2 separate regions of the Homo sapiens genome follow, and region 2 is linked to region 1. Evidence: read pairs that join two places in POLR2A ChIA-PET (ENCODE). Cell type or tissue: MCF 10A. All regions are shown on one strand. Each heading gives the region's core, and the rest is flanking DNA. Links, peaks and the distances in the headings are about the cores only. Region 1 has its middle 260 kb from the start of PHF14. Region 2 overlaps PHF14 (PHD finger protein 14).

Region 1 (5,392 bases), core at 201-5,200:
ACCTTCCATCCTTTGATAAACTTCTCAGCAAAGCCCCTCCTAATAACAGCCAGTACAGCTTTCTGTCTGCACTTCTGACATTATATTAAACTGATCTCTTTATATGCCTGTTTCCGTTACTAAATCAGTTCTTTACTGACAAGAAATGTGTTTTATTTGCCCCGGTTGCAATATCAATATATGTTCATTGATGCTGAATATATATTGTACTACTAATAATATATATTAATATGTTAATATTAATAACTGAAATTATATTGTATTTAGCACATAATTAGATATAGTATCAACAGGTACTATATACTCTTTGCAAAAAAAAAAAAAAATACGCTCCAAGTTTCTTTCTGAAAGTTTTCCTTTTCTTTCCTGTGGGAAAGTGGCCAGGGATTATTGTCTAAATGCCCTTTCTAAGGCTAGCTTTTGTTTGTTTGCTGTTGTATTTTTTATGTTTTTATGTTTGACTGCAGGCTAAGCAATTTTATGGCCTCCTGTTTGTCCCAGTAGAACATGTGTACTTTTAATTTATTTTATATTCCTGAAAAAGGAAGAAACGAAATGAGTCTTCCTTGTTTTGATTAGAAAAGCACAAAAAGTCAGGGTGGGACATAGGGTTCAGTGAGAAGGAAATTTCTAAGCATTTTCCACACAAACCAAGACATTTTCTCAGATAAGGTCTATATCTGGATGTTTTCCTCTTCTATCAATTGTGTTTATCAACAAGCCACAGAAACAGCAAAAGAGTCACTAAAATCTGACATTGAGGAGGCAATACACAAGCAAGAGGCTCAGCTGCATCTCCCCAGTAACTGAAGGGTATATTAGTAGGGAAACACTTTTGTAAGCAGATTTGACACCCTCAGAGTTAATGGCTAGAGAAAGGGAAATGTTAAATATGACGAAAGGGTGCTGTGTCGATTAATTCTTGGGCCACGGTTCAAGAAATGTGAGCTTACTCAATTAAGAAGAATGCACTTTCCTATTCTCCTTTCTTTTCTTTTTCATAAAAGGATAACTGCTGTTTATTGATTATGATGACAGAAGGATAGTAAAATGAACCATAGATTAGGTAAGTAAACTTCAGTATCATCAAGGAATCCTTAGGGAAATGGAAGGCTGCAATTAGAGGTGGCAGGACTTAGCATAGGAGTCCTGCTAAGGAGTGGGAGAGAATAGAGATATAAAAGAATCAAAACAGTTATTTAACCTTATGTAATCTTCCTAAAGATCAATTATATGTTTAAAAATATAGCTTTCAAGTCACTAAATGTATTTTTACTGCCTAGCCTGCTAACGCCATGAGTAACCTTGAAGAAATATAGCACCTTCTAACTTAAATCAAAGAGCTTACAGCAACATTTTCTATGTCTATGAGCACTGTTGTTTAAAAGTTACATGATAAACATTACCACTGGATGTCAGAGAAGGTAAATGAGCACTATTTACTGAGATTACATTGGTAGAATATTTCTAGAGAACAATTTGGCAATGTGGATCATAAACTTTAAAAATCTGCATATTAGATGCTCAATATCATTAACCATTAAGAAAATGCTAATCAAAACCACAATGTGATACCGCCACACATTCATTAGGATGGCTACCATTAAAAAAAGAAGCAGAAAATAGCAAGTATTGGTGAGGATGTAGAGAAATTAGAAAACGTGTACAATGTTGTTGAGAATGTAGAGCCACTGTGGAAAACAGTGTGGTGGTTCTTCAAAACATCAAAAATAGAATCATCATATGATCCAGTGATTTTATTTCTGGATATATCCAAAAGGATTATGAGAAGAGACTGGAAGCAATGTTGTCCATCTACATTTATAGTGGCAGAACTGGCAATAGCCTAAAGGTGGAAGCAACCCAAGTGTCCACTGATAGATAAACAAAATATAGCATATACATCAAACAGAATATTATTTCAGCTTTTAGAAGACAAGAAATTCTAACATATGCTGCAACATGGATGAACCTTGAGGACATTATGCTAGGAGAAATAAGCCAGTCACAAAACGACACAAATGGTATGATTCCACTTATATGAGGTACCTAGAATAGTCAACGAAGTCATAGAGGCAGAAAGTAGAATGATGGTTGTCGGGGGTTGGAGAGCGGGGAAGGGGCAGCTAGTGTTTAATGGAGACAGGTTCAGTATTGCAAGATGAAGAATCCTATGGATGGATGGTGGTGATGGTAGCACAAAAATTTATTTAGGGCCACTGAACTATACAGTTAAAAAGTATTAAGTGTTAAATTTTATGTTATAAGTATTTGACTACAATTTTTTTAAAAAAATTTTAATGTGTATTTATCTTATGTTTATGGGATTTATCCTTATAAAATCATCACCCAAAGGTATAAATATTTCCACAACAAAATGTCTTTACCTTGTTTATAATGGGCAAAAATTAGAAATAACCCAAATATTTGCCAATAGGAAATTAATTGCATTACTGTATATTTGCACAAGGAATTCTATTCAGCCATTAAATAAAAGTACTTGCATGTGTATTTATTAACATCAAAAGATGACATGATACAGTGAGAGAAAAACAGACATGTTTCAAAGCAACATGTATGATGGGATCTCATTTTGTAAGTACAGAAAAATGCACACACAAACACCTCCCTCTCTATACAGACACACACACACACTTGGAAAGATATACATTATAAAGTAAAACCGAAAGTAATTTTATTGGGTGATGGGTTATGAGTAATTTTTCTACTTTAAGATTTTTTCTTGTGAAAACTTTTTTCAAATAAGAGCATTTATTTGGATATTTACAAAATATAAAGTTATGTTTATTTTTTTGAAGTTATTACAATTGGGAAGTCTCATTCACAAAGAAATCAGAATCTTTAAGGCTTAAAAGGTAATCTGAAATAAGTAAGCTAAGGAATCTACTGGTTATTTTCCAATATTCCCCTAGGTTCATACCAGAAACCCAGAAGCAATGAATTTTACACAAATCTTGTCACTGAGTTTTCAACACATATATCTGTTTCATGCATTTTTTCATCCTGGCAGTATTCTTCTGAAAAGCTTATGCCTAATGCTGAGAAAATAATTACTCTTGTGCCTGCAAATAGATAAATGACACAGTCCTGACCCTGTAATAATTTGGTGTTCTGTGGGCTTTCCTCAGCTCCTTAAAAGACTGGCATCCTGTAGAACAGCTCTTTACCAATTCATTCCCTTTTTCCAGTCCAAACACTGCTAGAACAGATTGTCTCCTATGGTGTAAACCCAATTGACATTTGATTCACCAGCTGGCAGCCACCCAACCCTATCTGGACAAGCAGTTCTCACTAAACGAAGGACTTCAATTTCTTTTTTTTTTTACAGTGTTTATCGGCTGTTTTCAAGCTGTTGAAATAAACTTGGCAATACCATTCAAAGTAATCTCTCCCTCCTCTTCCCCACCACCACTGTCCTTTGAAACACAGCTTCCATTCTGTGTTGAGGTTTATTTATCTTCCAGCCCTGGTGCCTATGAGGCCTATAGAAGTTATCAATCAAACCAAATTTATGAAGTTCTTTTGTGGAAGCACTGCAAGCCATTGGACAAAAATCAATGGAGAAATAATAATGGGGAAACAAACGTTTAAGCTGAATTAAATTAAGCAGTTTATAGTTTCACCTCAAAGTGTAAGCATAGGTAGAGAAATGGCTTAGGAGGAATGCAGCCAGTCTACTGACTTGTTTTCAAGTTCCCTGCTCTGAGAATCCAGTTTCAGTGTGTCAGAACTAACAACAGCAATAGCTAGTTTAACGGACGAGAGAAATTAGATTAAAAAAAGAAAAGAATTTCTGCCTCCACTTTCACATTCTGGGAGAAATGAAGAATTGACTTAAGGATTGACTATTTTGTTGAGTAAAAGTCATTAGGGTTTTTAGACGTGTGAAGATAGACCAGGAGTTTAATCTCAATTAAGACCAAATTGTTTTGTATAATAAAGAAACCAAATTTGCTCCAAGGCAGCTGGGGAAACAGGAAAAGGGTAATGGCTGAAAAGAAGCCTAGGAACATGGAGGCAAAAAAGACCATAGAAAAAGGTAACAGAGACAAATCCCTGCTACCAGTGAGACCTGGGAATTTTTAAGAAAAGTGTTGTCACGTATTGAAATTCTGCTGTATTGCTGGGTTCCCGGTATGTTACTCTCATCGTGTACATATCTGTTAGACACAGCAGTATTATGTGAAAGATGGTCTGAGGAGTGAGAGGAGTGTGTGAAGCTTTCTGTGTGAAGCTTTCTGGAAATAGCAGCAAGGAGACCAATTGTCAGGAGACAACAGAGCAGCAAGCTGTGGCATGGGACAGCTCAGGAAAGGACATAACTCAAATGCCACCCTCCCCAAATCTACCAGAGTCTAGATGCAACCCTTAGATGAGCAGGGATTTCCAGGTGGCAGCTCTGTGTGTTCCAACACTGTGTGAAGCAAGTACTCTGTGTCATGTAGTTTATATCATCACTTCAAGGTAGGTATTATTATGGTTCTCTACCTGGGGATGAGAAAACAGAGCCATGAAGAGAGAATTAAGTAACTAATCCAAGGTCACTTGGCAATGAACTGACAGAAGGAGCAGAGAATCAGAGCCCAGGAAGGTCTGACCCTCATCTTGCATCTATCCACCAAGACTCTCTCCCTCTCCCTAACACCCATGAATATTGAGGGATTCCTCTATGCCTGACTTAGTGCCATTTGAAACTTACTGTCTAATGGCAGAGCCACCACATGCAGAGTATAAAGTCATCATTCCACTTTACTTTAGCAAATGAAAACATCCCCATGTGTCACCAGCATCCAGTGACCAGTCTGTAAATCTATGAGGATAGGGTCATGTCCCTTTTCTATCCATGTCTCCCCATCAGCTATTTTCCCCATGACAAAAGCTGTGCTCCAAATTACTTATTGAATAAAAGACTAGCACATAAAGGAAAAGTTTAATCTCACCATTTTAAACTGAATATCCATGCCTTATCTTCTCTCCTTGATCAGCTCTAGAAGAGGAATTTCACATTAAATGTAACTGATAAAGTTCACTTTAAAATAGGCTTTTCTTGACTTAAAATATTAATACAAAGTAATCCATGCTGTTATAGAAAAATTAGAAAATTCAGATAAGCAAAGAGAAAAAAATGAAACTATCCATAATCCCAGGGCCTAGAGATAAATTGTTACTAATGCTTTGACATGGAGTGCTATTCACCGTGAATAATGCTGTGTGAACTGATGCCCTGTTTGAAGATCCATCAGGCATACACAGAGATTTGAACTGACACCACCGATGTCATCATCATCATCACAACTGTGCAGACTGATACTATGCCTTTCAGGAGAAGATTTTGGAATAACCACAGGAAACAAACAGTGACAATAGCAGC
Region 2 (5,392 bases), core at 56-5,055, 100 kb after region 1:
GGTGACCACAAATTTGATGATACAATACCAAAAATATAATCCATAAGAGAAAAAAATTAAGCTGGACTTCATTAACATTAAAAACTTCTACTCTGCAAAAAACAGTGATAATATTTTGCAAATTGGAGAAAATATTTGCAAACCACATATCTGATAAAGGACTGGCATTCAAAATATACAAATAACTCTTTAAAATTAAACAATAATTTTACAACCCAATTTAAAAAACAGGCCAAAGATCTGAATAGGTATCTCATAAAAGATATATATATGGCAAATAAGCATATGAAAAGATGCTCAACACTACATGTCCTTATGAAACTGCAAATGAAAACTACTTCCCACATGCTAGAATGGCTAAAATCTAAAACACTGACAGCATCAATGCTGGCAAAGATATGGAACAACAACTCTCATTTGTTGTGGGATGAAATGCAAAATGGTACTGCCATTTTGGAAGACAGTTTGGCAGCCAAACACACTCTTACCATATGATCCCATAATGGAACTCCTTGGTATTTCCTGACTAAGTTGACTGGTGCCCACTTAAAAACTTGTACCTGAATGTTTATAGTAGCGTTATTCATAACTGCCAAAACTTGGAAACAAACAAGACTGTTGTGTACAAAACAAACAAATTTTACACGTACTCTCTCTTACCTTTAATAGGAGCATATCCATACAATAGAACATTACTCAGTGATTAAAAAAAAAAGCTCTCAAGTCATGAAAAGACATGACAAACCCCTAAATGCGTATTGCTTACGGAAAGAAGCCAAATTGAACAGGCTACATACTATATGACATTCAGAAAAGGCAAAACTATGGAGACAGCAAAAGGATCTGTGGTTGCCAGTGGTTTGATGGTAGAGAGGGAGTGGTGAATAGGCAGAGCACAGGAGATCTTTAGGGCAGTGAACTATTCTGTATGACACTGTAATGGTGGACATGTGTCATTATTACAACTGTCAAAACCCACAGAATGTACCACACAAAAAATAAGTTATAATGTAAACAACAAACTTTAGTTAATAATAATGTATCAATACTGGCTCATCAATTTTTAACAAATGTACCACATGAATGCAAGATGGTAACAGAGGAAACTAGGGGAAGGAGGAAGGGATGAGGGGGCATATGGGAAATCTGTAGTTTTAACTCCATTTTTCTATAAACCTAAAACTGCTCAAAAAGAAACAAAAAAATCAAAAATACTACCAAAAGGCTATTTTTAAAAAAGCAAAGAAAAAAATCAAGAGAACATATTAGCAGCTATTACTACTACCATTACATTTCACACTATTATGCAGTTTCCCCCATATAAATTGTATATACGTTCTCTCTCTCTCCAAGGATTTCCTTGAATCCTGGAATGAATCCCAGAAAGGTCTTGGAAGTATGGTAGCATATGGTGGTAGCATTACACTTACTGGCTTCTTAAAGTTAGGTTTGACTGCGTCATCTGAGGAATGTGGCCTGGAGTGATATGTATCAAATTCCAGATATGATTTTAAAAGCCAGTGTGACATTTGTGGTATTTCCTGCTACTATGCTGTGGACCACATATGTTGAAACAAAACCTCCATCAGCTCGGGTCCCCAAGTGACTATAATGAGCAGAGCTGCTCTGTCAACCTGTACTGATACGTTACATGAATGAGAAATCAACTTATATTAATCAACTAAAAATTTGGGATTCTTTTTTTTGCTGCATAACTTAGCATATCCTAATTAATACTTCTGTCAAATCCTACTAGCCTTTATAATTCTATTGAAATGTTGTATTTTTTGCCAATCTCTTTTTGCTTGGTGCTGAAAGCAATCATCCTACTCTCAAAATTCCCACTGTACCTTACCTATACTTCTTAATGGCATTTAACACTTTAAATTTGATATCATAATTAAATGCATACATGCTTTATCTATCCTACTAGCATCTAAGTTTTTTAAGGGCAAGATTTATGTCTCATCTTACTACATCTGAAGCACCTAGTGAAGTATGTGGCACACCTTCTGAATACTATACAGATTTTTATCCAATAAAAATGAGACTCCTATTGCTAATATATTGGTAGGTCCATCAACAGAAAGAAAATATTTTGGTAAATAAAGGGTTTACTGTCTCTTAAATTTTATGTAAAGGCAAAAAAAAAAAAAAAAAGAAACATACACACAAAATAGGCATTTTCATTTGGATTAGTTTTATACCCTTAGACAATGCCAGTGTTCTTTATTCTGAAGGAGACAACTTACTTTCCTTTTAATTTAAAACTGTGTCTATTCCAAAGAAATCTGTGAACAGGTACTATTAAATGTTAACAGAAATGCTGAGTGAACTACATAAGAAAATAATCTAAGAAAGAATATGATTTTAAACTTGCTGAACAGATATCTTCTTGGTCTTTTTTGCATATTTGGGTCATGGCTGCCAGAAATTTATGTTCCAAACATCATTTGTTGTTTCAATAAACAGCCTTGGGCCTCTAAGGCAAAAACTAGAACCTGCACCACCTCTACTGCCATTTGGCAAAATAAAAGTTTTAAAAATAATTTCAGTAACAACTAAGAGAAAATAGGCTAGCAGTGGAGAACTACCAGGAACAATCTTAAATCTATCTTAGAAAAAATATGCAACATCCAGGTTCCTTGCTTTAAGAAAGTATGACAGAAATATCCTCTGTTGTAAGAGAGTTTGTAATCTAGCTGGTAAAAATAACCCAGATATAAAAAGATCAATAGCATGACAAAAAAAGTCTACCAAATGTCAAATGAACAGCCTAGCAAAAAAAGTGCAAAAGAAATTGAATCTAGGCCTAAGGATTGTAGGGCAACTAGAAAACTATAATTTAAACTGGACATTTAATTAAGAAGAAAAAAAACCTGATGATATATGAGGCTTTTTGCAAAAGAGTAGTGAGAAAGAAGGAGGGGAAGAGAAAAAGAGAGGGAGAGAGGAGGGAGAATGGGAGAGACGGAAGGAGAACGGGAGGAAAGCAGTGGGGGCGGGGGGAGAGAGAGAGACTGATTTACATCTAAAATACTAGCAGCATGAGTCTAGATTATATATGGCCTTGAATGTCAGGGATAAAACCCTGATGTCTATACTATAGTATAGACAATGGAAAGCGCCTTACTTTTTTCTTGGATTTTCTGACCTGGAAATTTGAAAAGTGATCTTTCCCAAAGAGTGACTGGGAAAAAGTGTGTAGAATGGCTTAATGAGAACAGAAACAAGTACTGAAGAGAAAGGAGATGTTTGGAATAAAGAACAGAGGAGGTAGTGGCACTTTTATTTTCTGAGACAGGAAATAGAATGAAGTAGGGAAAATAACAAAGACTTTTTTTAAGGCTGAGAGGAGAAAGATAAAAATATCACCCCCCTTTCCTCAGTGAAAATAAGAGACAAGATCATCTTGAAAAAGTAAGTCTGCTGGGAATAAAACTGAAGCCTTGATGCATGTGTCAAAGATTTGAAATAACTGCTATAAGAAATCTGATAAGGAGATCACAAAAGATAGCAATGAGGTCTGGTTTAAATTAGAAGGCATGAATTTGTAGTGAACTCAAGTACATATATTTTATGTTATTTCTGGCCAAAAAAGAAACAGTTGAGATAAACCAATACAGTGAATCTTGAGAAGTTGGGCAGTTACAATGGAGGACTCTAATGGTTTTAAAAAGTGCACATTAAAATGTCAAGTTACAACTTTAAAAAGGTGGAGGAGAGTAAATGGTGGCCTGGAGGTCTTGAGAGGAGTTCAGGAACTGGTATAAAGTGTTTGAAGAAGTGAAAGAAGTGATAATTATGAAAAAAAAAATCATGATTTAAGTCATGGTGATAGGATATTTGATTTAGGACTCATGGGTGAGTGAAATTTTCTCAATCTCTCGTAAATGGTCTAAGCTATTCATTTTTAAAGATATGCACTGATAAAATACTTCAGAAAATATTTTCTTCAAAGTCTTACACAAAATTTGGTATGGTAACTCATTAAAGGAGAAGTCTGAAGAATGAGGAAAGGTGAAACTGGAGAGTAAGGATTTCTTTAGAAGAGGTACTTTAAAGGAAGTCCCTCTCAGAAGAGGAATTTTCTAAAAATTACTCAGAGTTTGTCCCCTGGGAGTTTGGAGGACAAGGACTAGATGATGATACATGCCTGTCTGTCTGTAGTAGCAAAGCAAAGATGCATGGCTGCAGTGGGAATGGCTGTTCTTTCTGAGCTTGTTAAGGCAAGGGGTTGTGTGTTTCCCCTAGGACAAAATGTGGGCCCGTTAAAGAGCAAGACTCTAGAAAGGAATCTAGCCAAAGAGGACAGCGTTGGTGGGATGGGGATAATGCCAATCAAAAAAGAGATAAACGGAACTAAGTTCTGAAAAGGAAGTCACAAGTAACCCACAGAAGGCATCTCTCATATCAAGGCACCTCTACATAGAAAAGCTCTAGCAATGAGTCAAAAAAAAAAAAGGAGGGGCAAGAATCAAAATCTAGAATGCCCCACTTCCAAACTACAGGTTTCCCAGTTTAAAGGAGGTCTGAGCTGCTGAGAATAGAAGATTTGACATTAAACTGGACTGGACTTTGATATTTAAAAAAAAGACTATTAATACCTAAAGGTAACTGGAAAAGCTGTAAGATTTGTCTGAGAGTAACTGGGGGAAAAAGGAAGCTCCAAATGAGCATGTTTAAAGGCACTGGGATGGAAGGAATCGAGCTCATTTCTGTTTGTACCTTGTCTTGGAATTAAGAGCAAAATTTACTTAAATCACAATAAAAACGTAAGAGTGGTCTGTTAAAAATAGCTCACTTGAGAATCCTTAAGGCATTTAATATGAAGAACAAATAAAACCACTTTTTTGTCTCTTTTTATACTGTTTAATTTGAAGAGTTTTTGTTTAATGATGTCAAATTCAGACTGTAGCTTTTTTTTTTTTTTCATCCTATTGCTATGAGGAGGTTAAAAAAATACAGCTAACTGTATTTTACCCTATTAGGGACATTGCTATCTTAGGGAAGCTTTTCATTGATAAAAGAACATAAACATACTTGAAAAATATATTGTCATGTTTCCAAATACTGCTTGGAAATGTGAAGGAGAAAGGAAGGAGTAGACAGGAAGACAAAAGTTAGGGATTTTGAAACAGCTAAATAACGAAGAGAGAAAGTTTATTTCACTGCAAAAATTAGATTCATATGTAGTAGATTTGAGAATACTAAAAAATAAAGATTAAGATTGTACTTAACAGAGTCTTTATGCTGTAAACAGGTTAAAGCTTCAACATTGTCACAAGGAAAGGTAAAGAAATATCTATCCTTTACAGCACTTAGCCTGCTTATAAAAGAGTAAATAATGTATCCTAAAAATATGTACTTCATTCACACTCTGAAAATTGTT

What was found. Peaks named below come from ENCODE experiments on the same cell type or tissue, not always from the same donor. Only the 100,000 strongest peaks of a DNase experiment are listed, where the experiment ranks them.
Region 2: POLR2A ChIA-PET joins it to region 1 with 5 read pairs; 2 of 35 experiments call an interaction of 5 or more read pairs at or near these places.

The regions. Positions count from the first base shown.
Region 1 is chr7:11,226,634-11,232,025 of GRCh38, reverse strand. No RefSeq gene overlaps it. Among named protein-coding and RNA genes, the nearest start is that of PHF14, 260 kb to the right of the region's middle. In MCF 10A, for the core only: no CTCF peak of the experiment used is centred there; a DNase peak (open chromatin) is centred at 3,265.
Region 2 is chr7:11,126,317-11,131,708 of GRCh38, reverse strand. All of the region lies in intron 17 of PHF14 (PHD finger protein 14), which reads right to left. Among named protein-coding and RNA genes, the nearest start is that of PHF14, 160 kb to the right of the region's middle. In MCF 10A, for the core only: no CTCF peak of the experiment used is centred there; no DNase peak of the experiment used is centred there.